Linked DNA regions of Homo sapiens: region 1 is linked to region 2. A link is a loop called in an ENCODE intact Hi-C map of the cell type or tissue named here. Cell type or tissue: Calu3. All regions are shown on one strand. Links, peaks and the distances in the headings refer to the core of each region. The heading gives the core; the rest is flanking DNA. Region 1 holds the start of DYNLT3 (dynein light chain Tctex-type 3). Region 2 has its middle 58 kb from the start of DYNLT3.

Evidence for each region. Peaks named below come from ENCODE experiments on the same cell type or tissue, not always from the same donor. Only the 100,000 strongest peaks of a DNase experiment are listed, where the experiment ranks them.
Region 1: it touches region 2 in a loop (3-fold over the local background); 4 of 110 quality-filtered maps call a loop at or near these places.

Annotation. Positions count from the first base shown.
Region 1 is chrX:37,842,707-37,851,269 of GRCh38, forward strand. It overlaps DYNLT3 (dynein light chain Tctex-type 3), which reads right to left and starts at 4,865. Exons shown (of 5, transcript NM_006520.3): 1 at 4,775-4,865; 2 at 3,611-3,652. The coding sequence starts at 4,804. RefSeq lists a silencer at 4,529-4,638. In Calu3, for the core only: no CTCF peak of the experiment used is centred there; a DNase peak (open chromatin) is centred at 4,895.
Region 2 is chrX:37,901,136-37,909,698 of GRCh38, forward strand. It overlaps a transcript of SYTL5 not described here. Among named protein-coding and RNA genes, the nearest start is that of DYNLT3, 58 kb to the left of the region's middle. In Calu3, for the core only: no CTCF peak of the experiment used is centred there; DNase peaks (open chromatin) are centred at 4,456 and 4,746.

The sequences.
Region 1 (8,563 bases), core at 86-8,085, 59 kb before region 2:
ATAGTAAGGATAACAGCATCATCTTATCAGGTTGTTGTTAGGATGAAATGAGACAATGAATACCAAGTGCTCAAACAGGACTAGCACAGAGTTAGCATATAAATAATGTTAACTACTATTATCATATTGCTGCTGTTATATTTTATATTTGAGTGATAAAGCCTGGATAATAAAGCACTCATTTAATTCATTTTTAGAATCTAACACACACATGCAGCTTCATTTACTATCATTAGACTCATTTAATTCATTTTTAGAATCTAGCTTAATAATACACACATACACACACATGCAGCTTTATTTACTATAATTAGACCACAGTAAAGATTTATGAAGGCACTAATACAAAATCTTAAGTTGGATAGTATAAAATCTTCACTAATGATAAAATATGAAAAGAGAAATGAAATATTTTAGCAAGGTTGACAAAAGTAATATGGCTCAAATTTTTCTCCTAGAAAGCTCAATAACATGACAAAGTAGGAAGGGTAGTGGCTTAAGGATCAGGGGAATAGAATTTTAATTCTGGCTTTACCATTCCTAAGCTGGTGACCTTTGGACAAACCTATTCCTCTCTTGAGATCACCTTTCCTTAAGGATAAAGTAAGAGCACTCATTTTTCTTTCAGGTTATTTAGTAGGACCACTCCAAGTTTTGCTCTAAACAGCAGAAAACACCATGGGGTGTGGGTGCCACTGTAAATAGCCCTGCTAATTACTATTAATTAACATCTAGCCTAATTAATTACATTAACATGGAGGCCCATGAGACAATGAGGTCCTTAAACAGCTCTGTATTCTCAGTGCTAAACTCAGGACCTGGGCACTTAGCAGGTATTCAACAAATGTTGTTGAAGCAATATTGGTTTTGATATACTCGCTGGGTATCTTAAATCAAATACACTTTAGACTAAATTCTAAGTCATTTGTAGCTCACTTTTTCTTCGACGATTTTTTGGGGAAGCAATTTCTATTACTAACACTAAAGAAAATGTATGCATATTACTGATAAATGGGTGTCTCTGAGTTCAGAAGGAAAAACATATTAGCATAGGGGCTCAGAGCAAGAAATCAAAGGAAAGAAAATAAGATCAATAAGAAAATAAGATCAGTAAGGAAATCAGAAATAACTGCTGAAATTATGTAATCATCTAGGAAGTGCTAAACTGTTTTAAAATGTTGCTCATTCTCAGGCATTTCCAATGTCTCAATGGAAATGTTTCAATGGCAGAAGAGGGTTGGTTCATGGGAAGAGGAAAGATAGACATTTAGCTGCAAGTAACCTGTAGCAAAGCTGAGTTTCTTTGCAGTCTCATATTTCATATAAAAATTCAAGAGAAGCTTGTTTTGACTACATAATGCATCAGAGTTTGTTTTTATTCAAAAATGTTTTCAGTTATATTATTTATATTACTTAACTCCCTCTCACAAATATTCAAGAAAAACTGATGTTCTAAAATGCATCCAGTGACTTCTAGCACCACCTAGCCACTGCCGAGTATGTATTTCCCAGTTGAAAAAGCATGATTCTTTTAATTTGATATAATATTAAAGTAACAGGCATATGGTTTGAAAAATCCAGTAGAACAGAAAAGCTTAGAATGAAGAGTTTCCTTCCCACCCTTTCCTTTCCCATCCCCAGTCCCATTCCCCAGAGGAAACTCATCAGTGTACAACTGTTTTTATTTCTTCCAAGGGTTACTTATGTATCTCCAAATAATGTTTATCTCACTATTTCCTGATTTATGAATTATAGGCAACATCCATGTAACTCCTACTATGATAGATGAAAATTTGGTTCCCTCAGACCACCCGCCCCCTTCTCTCAATATAGTGAAATCACGATTTTTTAACTTAAATATATTTACACTGTTAGAAACATGTTTCTTTTCCACTCTGGATGTTTTCTTCAACGCAGAGGATTGTTCTTTAACATTCCTGGCCTCTTGTCCTGTCAGTTATTCCTCCCCATGGAGGTGGAATGAGTTACCTGGTTGGTGGGTGATAACCATTGTTCTAACATCTCATTTGGGAGTCTCCCAAATGTGTTGAACTTGGGCTTTAGTTTCTCCTTCCCTCTCCACCCAAACCAATGAAAGGCACCAGCCTGAACAAGTGTTTCTCTCTGCTGACTCAAACTTTCTCTTGGATGACTCTTCCCAGGGCTGAACTGAATGGGAGTTAGCAAAACAAGGTACAATCATCAAACTGGTTTTTATCAATAATAAAGGTGGTATTTTGTTCTCTTTCTAATGGCTCTTTTTTCTTTTCATTTGGTTCAGAACTTAAGGAAGAAGGCACTATTTAAATGGAATCCCAAATAGCCCAGCATTCTTTCTTTTATGTTCCATCAACCAAGGACAGTCTTTCCTGACTTGCCACTTTGAAAACTAAGATCACTCCCTTCTCATTACCTCCACTCCCTCTTCCACCTCCCAGTTTCCCTCATTTGTGCTTTTACATTGTAAAGGTATTAAAAACCTTTGCTTTCTACTTTTAATAATTAAATACTCTCAGGCTACATAGATAGAATGCATAATTCTGAAGTATTCAAATATGGCAGGATTTTCAGGTGCCTGTCTATTCCTCTCAGACCTTGAGTTAATTCTAGCTGTGTAAGGCCAGACCTGGGTGTCAAAAAATACCTTTCCCACACTGTGGTCTGTATGTGATACCTCTAAAATAATGAACGGTCCCCTGCCAGAATTAATTCCCAAAGGTAATTTCTTTTCTATTTGCCTAAAAGGAGTTTCAAATATTTTTCTTAAAATTTTGATTCACTATCATATCAATGCTTAAAATATGTTAAATGATCATTTTTTCCAATTATATTGGGCAAAAAAGTGTACATGCCCAAAGGCAGATATTTCTAGGGCTTTTGTTATCTATTTTATACAATATACATATATATTATACATATACTTTACATTATAAAAGTTGACGTGTGTACATATATATGCGTACATATACTTTATAGCATTAACATTTAAAATAATGTTTGCTTTCTGGAATAAAAGTTATTTTATCCAAAAGACAGGGCATCAATTTTAAACCAGTTTTCTAGACTAAGAAAATCCTTAAGCATCTCTTTCAGAATAAGCCTCAAGATGCTGATAGCACACAACAAAATATAGAAGGACCCCTATAAAGAGTTAGTGGATAAATATTTAAAATCTTGTTCTTGGCCGGGTGTGGTGGTTCACGCCTGCAATCCCAGCACTTTGGGAGGCCAAGGCGGGTGGATCACCGGAGGTCAGGAATTCGAAACCAGCCTGACCAATAAGGTGAAACCCCGTCTCTACTAAAAATACAAAAATTGGATGGGTGTGGTGGCGGGCGCCTGTAGACCCAGCTACTCGGGAGGCTGAGACAGGAGAATTGCTTGAACCCAGGAGGTGGAGGTTGCAGTGAGCTGAGATCACACCACTGTTCTCCAGCATGGGTGACAGAGCGAGACTCCATCTCAAAAAACAATAAAATAAAATAAAACAAAACAAAATATTCTTCTTTTAACAGTAAGGTTTCTAAGTTTGTGCTGAAACTCAAAATATAGCTTTTAAAAATCTCCACCAGTGCAGCAAGCTTCAAGAGAAACAAAATGTATGACTCACCTCTTTGACAATATTGTGGGCTTCCTCAGCATTGAAGCCAACCTAAAGGGAAAACAAAAGGTAAAGCTGCTTTCAACACAGGCTTACAAGTATGACGCTACACAGAATATCCTAGGCTGGCCTAGACAGGTGTTAAAGTGTTAAAGGGCATCAGGTCTACAGAAGGGGCCAATCTTGCCCCTAAACACTTAAAAATACTGAATGCTTTCCCTACCTACCTCCCGTGAGGTCTGGGGCAGAGCCTGCAAGTCTACATTTTTTTTTAAAAAAGTGCTTTATACTGGTGATTCTAATGAACATCCTAGATTAAGAATCATTGTATTGTAAAACGTAGGAAATAAGCAAGAGGTGACTATGAGGATGTTATGTGTCATAAGAATATAGAAATGGTTTCAGCTAAGTGAGAGAATGAAGTGGTCCATATGAAGAGAATGCTTAGTAGACTATTTTCAATTTTGTTTTTAACTTATGCTAGGCAAAAATTTCTAGGCAAAAATTCCTTTCCCAAATTAAAGATTATGAAAATACTTGATAACTCAAGATTAATATCACTTTAGTACTATAAAGTGGTCTGACAACTTAGTCTTTTCTTTGGAGTCCCCATCAATAACAGGGAGATAACAACTGACATCATGGGTTTCTGGTGAGGGTTGGGAAAGCCTGAGTCAGTAAGCAAGGGCTCGTAATCCATAAAGCACCTCCTTGCCTAATCCTGGCAAGCATTACCGGGAGCGGGAATGGCAGTGCCACCAGGACCCCGAGACTCCGAGCCATGGGGGCTGCAGCACCCGCGCTGAGGAAGCCAAGGGACGGAGGCAGCAGCGGGAAGACCCGTTTTCGAGGCCCGCCCGGTAGGAGGGCGGCGCCCGTCACCCCATGCCCACTCCTCGCACCCAAGTCAGGCCTCGTCCTCCCAACCCTGCCCCGACCCCACCGTCTGATCCGCGCGCTCCTGGCCACCCCTCCCACCCCGAATCTCAGGACTTTGGGGTGGGGAGAACGGGTCGGGCGGGGCGGATCCCGGGCCCAGGGGAGAGGACCCGGGCTCGGAGGACGCCGCACCCCAACTCTTGGGACCGCCCTCGCTGGGAGACCACCCGGCAAGAGCCCCGCGCAGAGGAAGGCGGGAGTGGGGGGCGCTCCCAGGTAGCCAAGGGGCGGTACCTCGTCGCAGTGGCGATGGTACTCCTCCATGGTAGCGCCGGCTCTCCCTGGGGCGGAGCGACACGCCGGTAGAGCACCGCGGCCGCGCACTGGCCTCCGGGGAGGCCCCACCCCCGTTTATGGCCTAGGGCCTTTCCCTACGCAATCCCCGCCTTTGTGTCGCAGTGGCGTCACCTGGCAGCGCTGGGCGGGCTTCGGGCAACGCCAGGCGTCACTTCAGGCCACGCACTTTTTCCTCGCTTCCTCTGCCCTTTCTGGAAACAAGGGATGAATGTAAAGAACTGGGAATGGCGCCAGTGTGGATCAGATGGGGTGACCTAGTGGCAGTTAGTCTAGACTCCGCACTAGTGGTTGAGTGCCCACTGCTGTGATTACTTGCACGTATTTGTTCATTCACCATCATGTGGCACATAAATGTAGTTAATTTCGTGGTAAACCAGCCACTTTGATTTGTCCACTTACTAGCTATGTTACTTGGAAAAATTCACCTCCCACAGCTTCAGTTTTCTCATATGGAAACTTACCATCATACCTATTTCACTACTGGTTGTAAGGATCTGATGAGAAGCTGTATACACGGCTCCTAAAGTAGATGCTTCTCAACAAGAGAACAATGACTACATTTTAAAATAAATGTAGTAATTTTAAATTAGTAATTTTAAAATAAATGTAGTAATTTTAAATTAGTAATTTTAAAATAAATTACTAATTTCCAGATGATCCTAGACACTTCCTCAAAACCTCACAATAAGTCAGAGGAGTTAGTTCTTCCATCACTGCTTTTATCAAGATGAAACTGAGGTATAGAGAATTTAATTTGCCCAAGGTCATACAGCCAGTAGGGTGTAGAAAAGGGACTTGAGCTCAAGTAGTCTGATAGCAGAGCCCAAGCTCTTAACCACTGTATTACTTTCCTATTGCTACTGTAACAAATTACCGTAAATGTAGTGCCTTAAAGAAACACAGTCCTGTTCTCTTACAGTTCTGTTACCAGTGTAGGGTGTCCAGGTTCTTGGCTCTTTGAACAAAGAATTGGACAAAACGCACAAACAAAGCAAGGAAAGAATGAAGCAACAAAAGCAGAGATTTATTGAAAACGAAAGTACACTCTACAGGGTGGGAGCGGGCAGAGAAGCCGCTCAAGGGCCGGGATCCAGAATCTTCTCTGGTCCAAATACCCCCTAGAGATTTCCCATTGGCCACTTGGTGTGCACCCCATGTAAATGAAGTAGTGGCCCACAATCAGAGGCTGAAGTTACAAAGGCCACACTCCTATGCAAACGTCTGATTGGTTGCAAGAAAGCAACCATCAGAGGCTAAAGTGAAGTTACAAAGTTGCACTTCTATTCAAACAAAGATTTGGCCCATAATCAGTTTGATTGGTTGCAGACAGCAACCAATCAGAGGCTGAAGTGAAGTTACAAAGTTCCACTCCTGTGCAAATGTCTGATTGGTTGCTTTTTGCTCTTTGGTTGCAAAAAGCAACCAATCAGAGGTACTTTAAATTTCCCATCTGCCCTGCAGAAAAGGTGGGGATTTGCAAAGGGAATAGCCTCTGGTCCTTTTGTTACTTAGGCATGGAAGGTATGGAAGGTTAGGGTTTTCCTTTTTTTTTTTTTTTTGAGACGGAGTTTCACTCTTGCTGCCCAGGCCGGAGTGCAATGGCGCGATCTCGGCTCACCCACGGCAACCTCCGCCTCTCGGGTTCAAGCGATTCTCCTGCCTCAGCCTTCTGAGTAGCTGAGATTACAGGCATGCACCACCACGCCCAGCTAATTTTGTATTTTTAGTAGAGACGGGGTTTCTCCATGTTGGTCAGGTTGGTTTCGAACTCCCGACTTCATCGACCTCAAGTGATCTGCCTGCCTCAGCCTCCCAAAGTGCTGGGATTACAGGCGTGAGCCACTGTGCCTGGCCAGGGTTTTCCTTTCAATTTAGTTCTATGAAGTAAGCGTGAAACAGTTTTAAGTTCCCTGCCTCCTGACCCTATTCTCCTGCCTCAGTTCTGGAGGTCAGAAGTCTAAAATGGGCCCATAGAGCTGCATGCCTTCTGGAGGCTCCAAGACAGACTCTGTTTCTTTGCCTTTTCCAGCTTCTAGAGATTGCCTGCATTCCTTGGCTCATGACCCCTTCCTCCAAATTCAAAGCCAGTAGTATCTTTTCTCCTCTCTCGCTTCTGCTTCAAAGGAAGTGTGAGGCATCTCTATAAACGAGAGATGTATGACTCTTGCCCTCCTGTTTCCCTCTCAAGACCCTTAACTTAATCACATATGCCATGTGTCTTTTGCACTCTGTATCATATTCACAGATTCTCAGAATTCAGATGTGGACAAATTTGAGGGGGAGCATTATTCAGCCAACCACAACACTTTTCTATTTTGCTCCCCAGAATCAAAGTTGGAAACCATTAGTCTTCTAGTCCATCTCCCTTATTTTACAAGTAAAACTGAAGCTGAGAAGATAAAGTAACTTCTACAGGGCACATAGGTGTTAACTGGACTCCTGGGCTTCTGAACCTCAGGCTCTTATTTTATGAACTTAGAACCAAACAAGGCTGTTTACTTGATAGTATGGTGTTTGTTATTGGTTCTCCTAAGTTGTGGATCATGCAGGGTTACTGCAGAAAAGTGACTGTAATTCATAGAGGAAGCACATCCTCTTTCAAGAATTTTTTTTACCAAAGTTTTCATCCTATGAGCAACTCCGGCAGTCTATTCATGAGAAGGATTCGTAGTGTCTTTGTGAACATCAGTTTTATTTCCCTAAAGAACTGTTTCTATGCCTGGGTGGGTTAAACCCTGAAGTTACCTAATCTTAATACTGCAAGAGCTACACCAGCACATCTCAAGTTTGTGTTATGTGATCATTCATGATGCATATAAAGTGAGATGAAGAAGTGTTGTTCCAGTTACCATTCCTGTGTAATAAATTACCCCAGAATTTAGCAGCTTATTTACTATATTATGCTCATGGATTCGTTTAGTCAGAAATTTGAACAAGGCACAGCAGAAATAATTTGCCTCTGCTCTGTGATGTCTGGGGCCTCAGGTGGGGAGACTCAAAGACTGGAGGAAATTCAATGGTGGGGACCAGAATCATCTGAAGACTTGTTCATTCACATGTCTGATATCTGGGCTTGGATGAATAAAATATTAGCACTTCCAACTGGAGCAACAACACATGGCCCCACCGAGTGGATTGGCTTCTTACCATCATGGCAACCTTAGGGTAGCCAGATCTTTTACATGGCAACTCAAGGCTCCAAGCATGAGGGTTCCATCGAGCATGGCAGAAGATATGTCACCTTTTATCACCTAGTGTCACGAGTTACACAGCAGCCCTTCTACCATACTCTAATCATTGAAACATTCACTCAGATTCAAGGGGAGGGGACACATAATCCACTTCTCAATGGGAGAAGTGTCAAATAATTTGGGGCTCATGCTTTAAAACTACAAGTGGGTTTATTAACTAGCATCCTGTGGTTGCAAGTAACAGAAGACCCAAATAGGATGAGCTGAAATAATGGCATTTATTTTTTTATATAACCAGACTGATATGGTTTGGATCTGTCCCCAGCAAATCTCATGTTGAATTGTAATCCCCAGTGTTGGAGGTGGAGCCTGGTGGGAGGTGATTGGATCATGGAGGCAGATTTCTCATGATGGGTAGCACCATCCCCTCAGTGCTGTTCTTGTGAGAGTAAGTGAGTGAGTTATTATGAGATCTGGCTGCTTAAAAGTGTGTAGCACCTCCCTCCTCTCTCTCTTCTTCCTGTTCTAGCCATGT
Region 2 (8,563 bases), core at 213-8,212:
GAATGACTCCACCATTGTCTAACCACTGATTTTGAGGGGATCCCTTGGGACTATCCCATAGATCCAAGTTCACCTTACCTTGGGAGCAGATGGAACCAGACCCCAGGTGCTCTGCCATGAATCTCCCTCAGGTGATCCGGGCATCCCAAAGATCTTACCTCATAGAAGCTGTTGTAGAAGCAATTGCAGGAAGAGGCATTGATGCAGCGTTGTCATTAAGCAAAAAGCCAGGACTGCTGACACTACCCTGCCAGCAGACAAGCCTGCAGCTGGGCCTGAGGCTCTCACAGGATGCAAGGCAAGCACAGGATTCATATGAGGGACAACTATCTAACCGGAAAACACAAAACCTCCATTAAGCCTTCGCTCTGCAGCTTTTCTCAGAGATCCTTCCTGTCTCTCCTCTACACTCCCAAACTGAAGTTCTTCTCTAAGAAGTAGGCCCATATTATTCAATCATAAGAAGGAATGAAGTTCTGATGCATGCTACAACATGGATGACCTTGAAAACATTATGCTCAGTGAAAGAAGCCACACACAAAGGCCCACATATTTTATAATTCCATTTGTGTAAAATGTCTAGAATAGGCAACAAATGAAAGAGTTGAGTATTGTGTAAGGGAAGTTTGAGATTCCTATTGCCATTCAGGTGAGGATGTTGAGCAGGTTGCTCAACAGGTTGCTTGATAAGTGTCTGGAGTTCAGGAGAAATAACCAGTCCAGAGGCATAAATTTGGGAGTCATTAGCAAATAATTGGAATTTTAAAGCATGAGACTAGATTAGACTACATGGGCCTGATAAATATTTGATAGGTAATAAACAAATATACACAATATCTTCTGCTATAACACATTATCTATAACAAATAGTATATATGTAATAGGAAATAGGGGAAGAATGTCAATACCATGTGGACGTTGGGTTGAAGTAGAATTTTAACCTTCAGCATGAAAGGAAAAATCCCTCAATTTGGCTGCTGCAGTGTCAAAAGCCCTTTTAGCTTTATTTATGTTTTAAAATTAAAAGTGAGGTTCTACACCCAGGGCTTCCTCTCCAAGGAAGTAGACCCTCAGCCTTGCATGATTCTTGCCTCAGGCAGAGTGTACTTCTTCCTGTGCGCACCTTAATAGCAGCCTTTCTGTCTTAGACTTCCACTTCCATCTGCATTGTCTCAGCTCTCTCAAGTAGAATTTCCTCTCTATTGGTTTCTTGCATGTTTAATATCTACTGAGGTGGCCTCTAGCCATAACAAGCTGTGTGTCTGAGCTGTGCACAAGTCATCACCTGATATATTATTTTAAAAAAATTGTTAATGCTCTGCTTATAAAGGTACATAAGTTTTGAGTGATCTGCCTTAACTCTTATGCCTTGTTAGTTTTAGTGTGTGATTTTGAAAAATGAGAGATTTTTCAGCCGAGTATGTCATTTTATGTCAGAAATGCTTGTATACATATAATTGACATGCTACTTTTGTTCACATCTTTCCTGGCAGGAACTGAAAGGTATTTATATTTATGTTTCTCTCCCTCCGCCAAAATAAAACAAAACAAAACAAAGAACAAAAACCCAGGAATGGGCACATGACCCAGGCCAGCCAATCAGAATATACTACCTACCTGGCCATGGTAATTGTTTCAGGGATGGACACATGATCCAAGTAGAACCAAGAATTGTCCCTGGAGTTATCAGGAAAGAGAACTCTTTTAACTCTGGAACAATGTTACACACCATCTGCCTTAATAATGATGCCATTACAAGGGAAAGGAGACTCAAATTAAAATTCATTTATGCAGCCAAAAAACACACGAAAAAATGCTCACCATCACTGGCCATCAGAGAAATGCAAATCAAAACCACAATGATACACCATCTCACATCAGTTAGAATGGCAATCATTAAAAAGTCAGGAAACAACAGGTGCTGGAGAGGATGTGGAGAAATAGGAACACTTTTACACTGTTGGTGGGACTGGAAACTAGTTCAACCATTGTGGAAGTCAGTGTGGCGATTCCTCAGGGATCTAGAACTAGAAATACCATTCGACCCCGCCATCCCATTACTGGGTATATACCCAAAGGATTATAAATCATGCTGCTATAAAGACACATGCACATGTATGTTTATTGCGGCACTATTCACAATAGCAAAGACTTGGAACCAACCCAAATGTCCAACAATGATAGACTGGATTAAGAAAATGTGGCACATATACACCATGGAATACTATGCAGCCATAAAAAATGATGAGTTCATGTCCTTTGTAGGGACATGGATGAAGCTGGAAACCATCATTCTCAGCAAACTATTGCAAGGGCAAAAAACCAAACACTGCATGTTCTCACTCATAGGTGGGAATTGAACAATGAGAACACATGGACACAGGAAGGGGAACATCACACACTGGGGCCTGTTGTGGGGTGGGGGGAGGGGGGAGGGATAGCATTAGGAGATATACCTAATGTTAAATGACGAGTTAATGGGTGCAGCACACCAACATGGCACATGTATACATATGTAACAAACCTGCACGTTGTGCACATGTACCCTAAAACTTAAAGTATAATAAAAAATAAATAAAAATAATAAAATTCAAAGTAAATTACTCATCTTGTATATATTTCTCCCTTCTTGTCTTCCTGGAAAACTCCTAATTGTTTTTCAAGACTCAGTTCAATTGCCGTCTTCTGGTAAAATGTTTCCTGACCACCTCCTGCCTCCTCCATGAAGTACTGTGAGCTTCCTTCTTATTCCCACAGCACCTTTGTACACATTTCTCTTACAGCATTGTTATGTAACTTTGCTTTATTATCTGCTCTTCCCCTTCCCCCACCCCTCAGTCTGTGGCATTCTTGATGGTAGTCACATTACCTTATCCATTTCTATAAACCTAGGACCTAACACAATGTCTAGTATGCATTAGGTGCACAGTAAATGTGAGTTGAATGAATTAATGAAGATATGGCTCTGGTAATATATGGCTGATTGCTTTGCGCAAGAAGACACATTGTCTTGGAGGCACACACGCACACACACACACACTCACTCTCTGGGGAATGTAAGATTTTTGATAGGTAAGAATTTTGATCCAATCTTAAAACAAACAAAAAAGAGGTGTGTGTGGGGTGGTCCGGGGGGGGGGGTGATATTTCCTGCAAGGTAGGGTTCGAGGAAAGGCACTTCATTAAAATTAAACTTGAAAATAGGGCATTGGGAGAGAATGCAGAGTGGGGGGGACTTTAGAAAAAGAGAACAAATAAAATTGGAAATGAAACACTGCCTTATAAAATTAGAAAATAGAGGTAGAAAAACTGAAGGCTGGTATTATTCAGGGAAGTAGGTATAGACAAGCAAGAAAAGTAAAGGTAAAGAAATGGAAAAAGATGGAAAGTAGAGGTGGGAGCCAGAGACAGGGGGAGGAAGGTCCTGGATAGTAGACTTCTGAGCTTTCAATAAAGCTTTATTTTCCACTATGTGTTAGGCCATGTGCTGGGTTATTAGTACATTGAAATGAGTAACTTATATTCCCTACGCATCCAATTATGGGGGAGATCTCAGTTTATAATGGTATAAGAAAGCAATGGGATGACAACAAAGGGCGAGTGTTAGGGGATATTGCCCACTTTTTGAAATTGGACCCCCATCCTTTACCAGAGTTGTAAGAAGTCTGACAGCTGAAATGCTGTCCTCAAGTTGAGAAAATGGCCCACCCCTTCCCTATTCTTGTTTCTTTCTCTCTGAACTCTATAATCCCTCACCCTTGCCAGGGCTAAAGGAACTCTTTTTATACATTTTCTTCCTTCCAGTTTTGATATGGTGAAGGCAGGACTGAGGGCTCATCACCCCTACCCCTCCTCCTAGCAGAACAAGTTGACCTTTACCAGAACACACCAGGTCATGAGTCAGAATTCCCATGCCATGTTTGCTGAAGCTATTAACTCTTCTAAGTCCTGGCACCCCAGGACATCTTGACCGTCCCAACGAAGCACTGCCACCAAAACCAGTTTGGGTGGAGCCTTGGCTTTTCTTACTCCATGTCAAATTAGGAAGGTGACCCCTGGCACCAGGGTCCCATCATTCCCCACAGTACTTTTCCAAGACCCAGGGGGGATATGAGAGAGGAGAGACTTGCAGCCTCCTCCACAAGGAAGGGGGCTCCTAGGAGATGAGATGGGAGTAACTTGTGCCTTGGCTGTGGTGAGCAGTAGGGGTACTCCTGGTGTAGGTACAAACTGTGGGAGGTTTGGGCATAGCCATATCCACCTTGCAGGTGGATGTGTCAGATGGGCCATGGTGTGTGTGTGTGGGGGGGGCGTGGGGGGTGACAGTTCCTGCAAGGTAGGGTCCGAGGAAAGGAAAGACCTATGGAAAAGGATACACCTGGGATCTTGAGGAGCCAGCTGCACCTGTTTCTGGGCTGAGAGGCTTCCGGAGCCACCACAAGGTGGAGACCAAGGATGGCGGGGGTGGGGTCTTTGCAGACCGGTTGTTAAGTCCTGGGGCTGGCTGTGCATCCTGAAGCCCGTTTGGCACAGCCTGCAGGAGGGACTTTGCAAAGCCGCGTCCAGGTAGTATATGAAAGGTGTGTTGAGCTCAAATGGTCAGCCCGGGGTCATGGGGTCCTGGGGTGGCGGGGAGCCGAGAAGAGGGAGATCCACGAAGGAGGCTTTCACCCCTTGGCAGCGGGCGGCTGCCTTGAGGGGCGGGCTGTGCCTGGCGCGACTCTGGCGCCGCCGCCTGGGGGCATCCGGCTGTGAGCCCCGTGGATGGGGCGCCTGGAGACCGCGTCTCTCGAGGCACTAGGTCCTGGTACTTGCTGGGGGTGGGGAGGGAGAGGGGCGCACAGCGCCGAGAGGCGGACGCCAAGCGCGTGAGTCACTCTGCTCCCCTGGGTTAGGAGCGGGACTTTGCCTCCCGCCTGGGGTCTGCATTTCAGCTCCAGCTTCAGTGACTCATCCCAGCAGGCTGACCCCCTCCTGAGGCTGGACCAGCTGCCTCTCCGTCTAGGTGAGGGCCAGGCAAGTTTCTCGTCTTCTGATGCTTACTGTTTGGGGGACTCGCGGGGAGGGGGTCTTCCAGCCTGTGTCTGTCTGCCTTTGCTTCCTCCCTCTGGCTCTCTCCATTGGAGACAGAAAGTTAGATTTAAAAAACGCAACAGAGAATATAAAATCTATGCTCAGACCCCAGATAAACAAAACTCTGGGGCCATATTCTTAATTTACCGGGTACCTTCACATGTCCGAATGCGGCGTTTATGGAGCTAGGAATGTTTTATTTGTTTCGTGTATTTCCCTCCTCTCCCCCATTTTCCTCCGGTGTAATTCTTAGAGGTGGGGACAGGAGAGCCAGAGGGCTTAGCTGGGATCCTTTGCCAGAGTGGCTTCTTCATTCTCTGCGAGGTAGCAGATGTTTTACTGTAGCCTGAGTTGGGATCTTGGAACAACCCTCTCCAGCCCAGGACATGCCAGCGCTTAAGGTAACTGCAGTTGTTGCATATCTATCTCGTTATCACTGACTGAATCGAAATGTTCCGGAGGCACAATTAATGTGAATGCCAGAATGTTGAAACAATTCATTGAAGGACACTATTGAATGTTTTATTTTCAAAGTATCGTATTCCAGGAAAATTTTAGAAGACTATTGCTGGTTTTATTTTCTCTATTTTCAGATATGCTCCAAAGCCTATTATTCCCTTGCAAGACAACCAGTGAGGACCTATTCTGTTTCTTATAAGGATTTAACAGTGCAAAACTACGTGTTAGTTTCTCCTCTAAGGTTAGGGACCTCCTTCTGTTAACCTCTTTTAGAAAAATCATTTTGGTGGTGGTGGCGGGGAGATGTTTCCCCTTTCTCTATCATTAAATGCAAAATGTTTCTGTGACTATTAAGTAAATACTAATTATTGTTATTTTTGCTTAAAAGGAGCAGAGGAGAGCATCTCCCAGAATGCATGAATTTGTGGTTCATATTGATAACTGATTGCTTTACCATCAAATTGTTTGGTTTGATGCAATGTTAACAAGTGGTCTTAATTCACAACACAGAAGTATTCTATTCCAGAAAACAACCCTGCTGATATGCCTGCCACCCCCACCCCAAAATGCACACACAAAACCATGTTTTTGTCTTGCTTTGTGGGAGAGAAAAATGGATGGGGTATCTTTTCTGGCAGTTGATTAGTCCCCGATCTTTCTTGAATTGTCATTTGTTTTATAACCTATAATTATAGAAAAGAACCCTCCTTGAAATAAAATTAATAAAACCTTACATGTTTAGTCAGATCACAGGAATAATTTTTTAGAGTTGAGTGGAAGCTTCCATGATCCTCTTCCAATGTCGTCCCCGGGGAGCCGTTAAGCTTCCCACTTCTCTGATAACATAACTCCTCTACTCTACATACCTCTATCTTAGCTCTTACCACCTTATGATTCTAGGTTTACATATCCATCTTGCTTAGAGTAATAAAATTTATTTGGAAGCAAGGGTAATGCCTTATTAATCTTTGTATCCCTGGAGCCTAGTAAAGTAAGGTCTGTTGAAAAAAAATGAATGAATAAAATAATTTGGCAGTCCAGATTAGGTTTACCATTCCTTGAAATCCACCTGTGCATTCTTTCTCTTCACTCCTAAAAGATAAGTCATTTAATTCAATGGTACTCAAAGTGTGGATCCTCAGAATACACTGTGTTCTAAATAAATGAGAGTTTTCTATATTTGAAAAAATCTATATATTGTTGTGAACTTTAATATTTAATTTTTTATTTTTTATTTTTTATTTTTTTGCTGAAAGTAACAGAAAAGCCAACTAAACATGGCTTGTAATACTACAGAAGTTTAGCTGGGCGCAGTAGCATGTGCCTGTGGTCCCAGCTACACAGGAGGCTGAGGTGGGAGGATCCCTTGAGCCCAGGATTTTAAAGCTGCAGTGAGCTATGATTGCACCACTACATTCTAGTTTGGGTGACAGGGTAAGACCCTGTCTCTAAAGAAAAAAAAAAAAAACAAAGAAAATAGAGAAGGCTGACAGTAGGTAATAACTGGAGTTGATACAGTGACCCAACAATATCAGGGTTCTGAGTCAGTGTCTTACCCTCATGGCTTCAAGATGGCTCTAACAGCTCAAGACACTCGGTCCTAATCCCATGTTCAATGACAGGAAACGGGGTGGAAAAGGTCAGAGTATTTTTCCTCATGCAACTTTCTCATCAGAGAAAAAATATCCTTCCCCAAATTTATCTAACAGAATCCTACTTTTATCTCATTGGCAATATCTGGGGCACATAGCTGCCCTTAGTGGCAAAGGAGACTGGGAAAGTATCCGTTTTTTCAGCTTCTATAGTGGAAAGGCAGCCAGGGAGAGGCAGGTAGGTGATGTATTTGGGGAACTGACCAGAAAGTCTTCTAGACTGTCAAGAAAATAAGTCTTTTTGAACCTGTGATCGTATCAATGTTCTGGCCAAGTAAAATACTAAATATTAATCAATGTAGCAAAAGCACACATTTAGAGCAGATTTCCCCTCTCCACATGGGTATATGGTATTTTAAGGGTGCCAAATCACTTTTATGGAGTGTGCTAACTTTTAGAGACTGCACCTTGCCTGTGTGTGTGTGTGTGTAATCTCATAGGGTTTCTATTAAGTATGGATCAAACCCTCAAGTTCCTGGAAAAGAGTAAATATTCAGTAAATAGTTGTCCTTTGAGTGGAGTGTTGAGTTTGGGAGCTTCAAAACTTCACAGGGACATGGGAAAGGATTTAGTGAGGAAAAAAAACTGATGAGTGGTTTGCTGCCAATGCCTTGGAAGGCTGGTTTACAGCATCTGAATGTCTTTAATTTGGATCCTAGGAGCCTGGAGGGAAACTTAACAAGAGGGAAAAGAAGAACCTAGGGAGAGGTAGTGGCACTGACAACTTGGTTCAACAGATTATCTTTGGGGACCTTCTCTATACCTGTACTGGGGAAGATGTACTACTGCCCCCCTCCCCCACACACAGTTCAAAATGGTCCCTAGCACACACACACACACTAAAACTTAAAAAGTTGAAGCATGAAAAGAGTGTATATTATTGCCCGCTTTGATTTAACTTTCTCTTTTCCAGTAGAATATTCTCTCAAATACTTACAGAAGGTAGTTTTTGGACATCATGGTGGGAGATCAGATAAGCAAGTATCGAGAGATTGAAATTTAATGATTACAATTGTCTTAGATTTCTCATCAATGAAAAGAATGGAGTAGATCAAGCTTGTCCAACCTGTGGCTTGCAGGCCACATGCAGCCCATGACAGCTTTGAATGTGGCTCAACACAAATTTGTAAACTTTCTTAAAACATTATGAGATTTTTTTTCAATTTTTTTTTTTTAGCTCATCAGCTATCATTAGTGTTAGTGTATTTTATGTGTGGCCCAAGACAATTCTTCTTCCAGTGTGGCCCAGGTAATCCAAAAGACTGGACACCCCTGGAGTAGATTAGCAGTGGTATTCAAACTTTGTTGCACATTAAAAATTACCTGGGGAGGTTTTTTTGTTTGTTTGTTTTCTGTTTTTATTTTTTTTTTTGAGATGG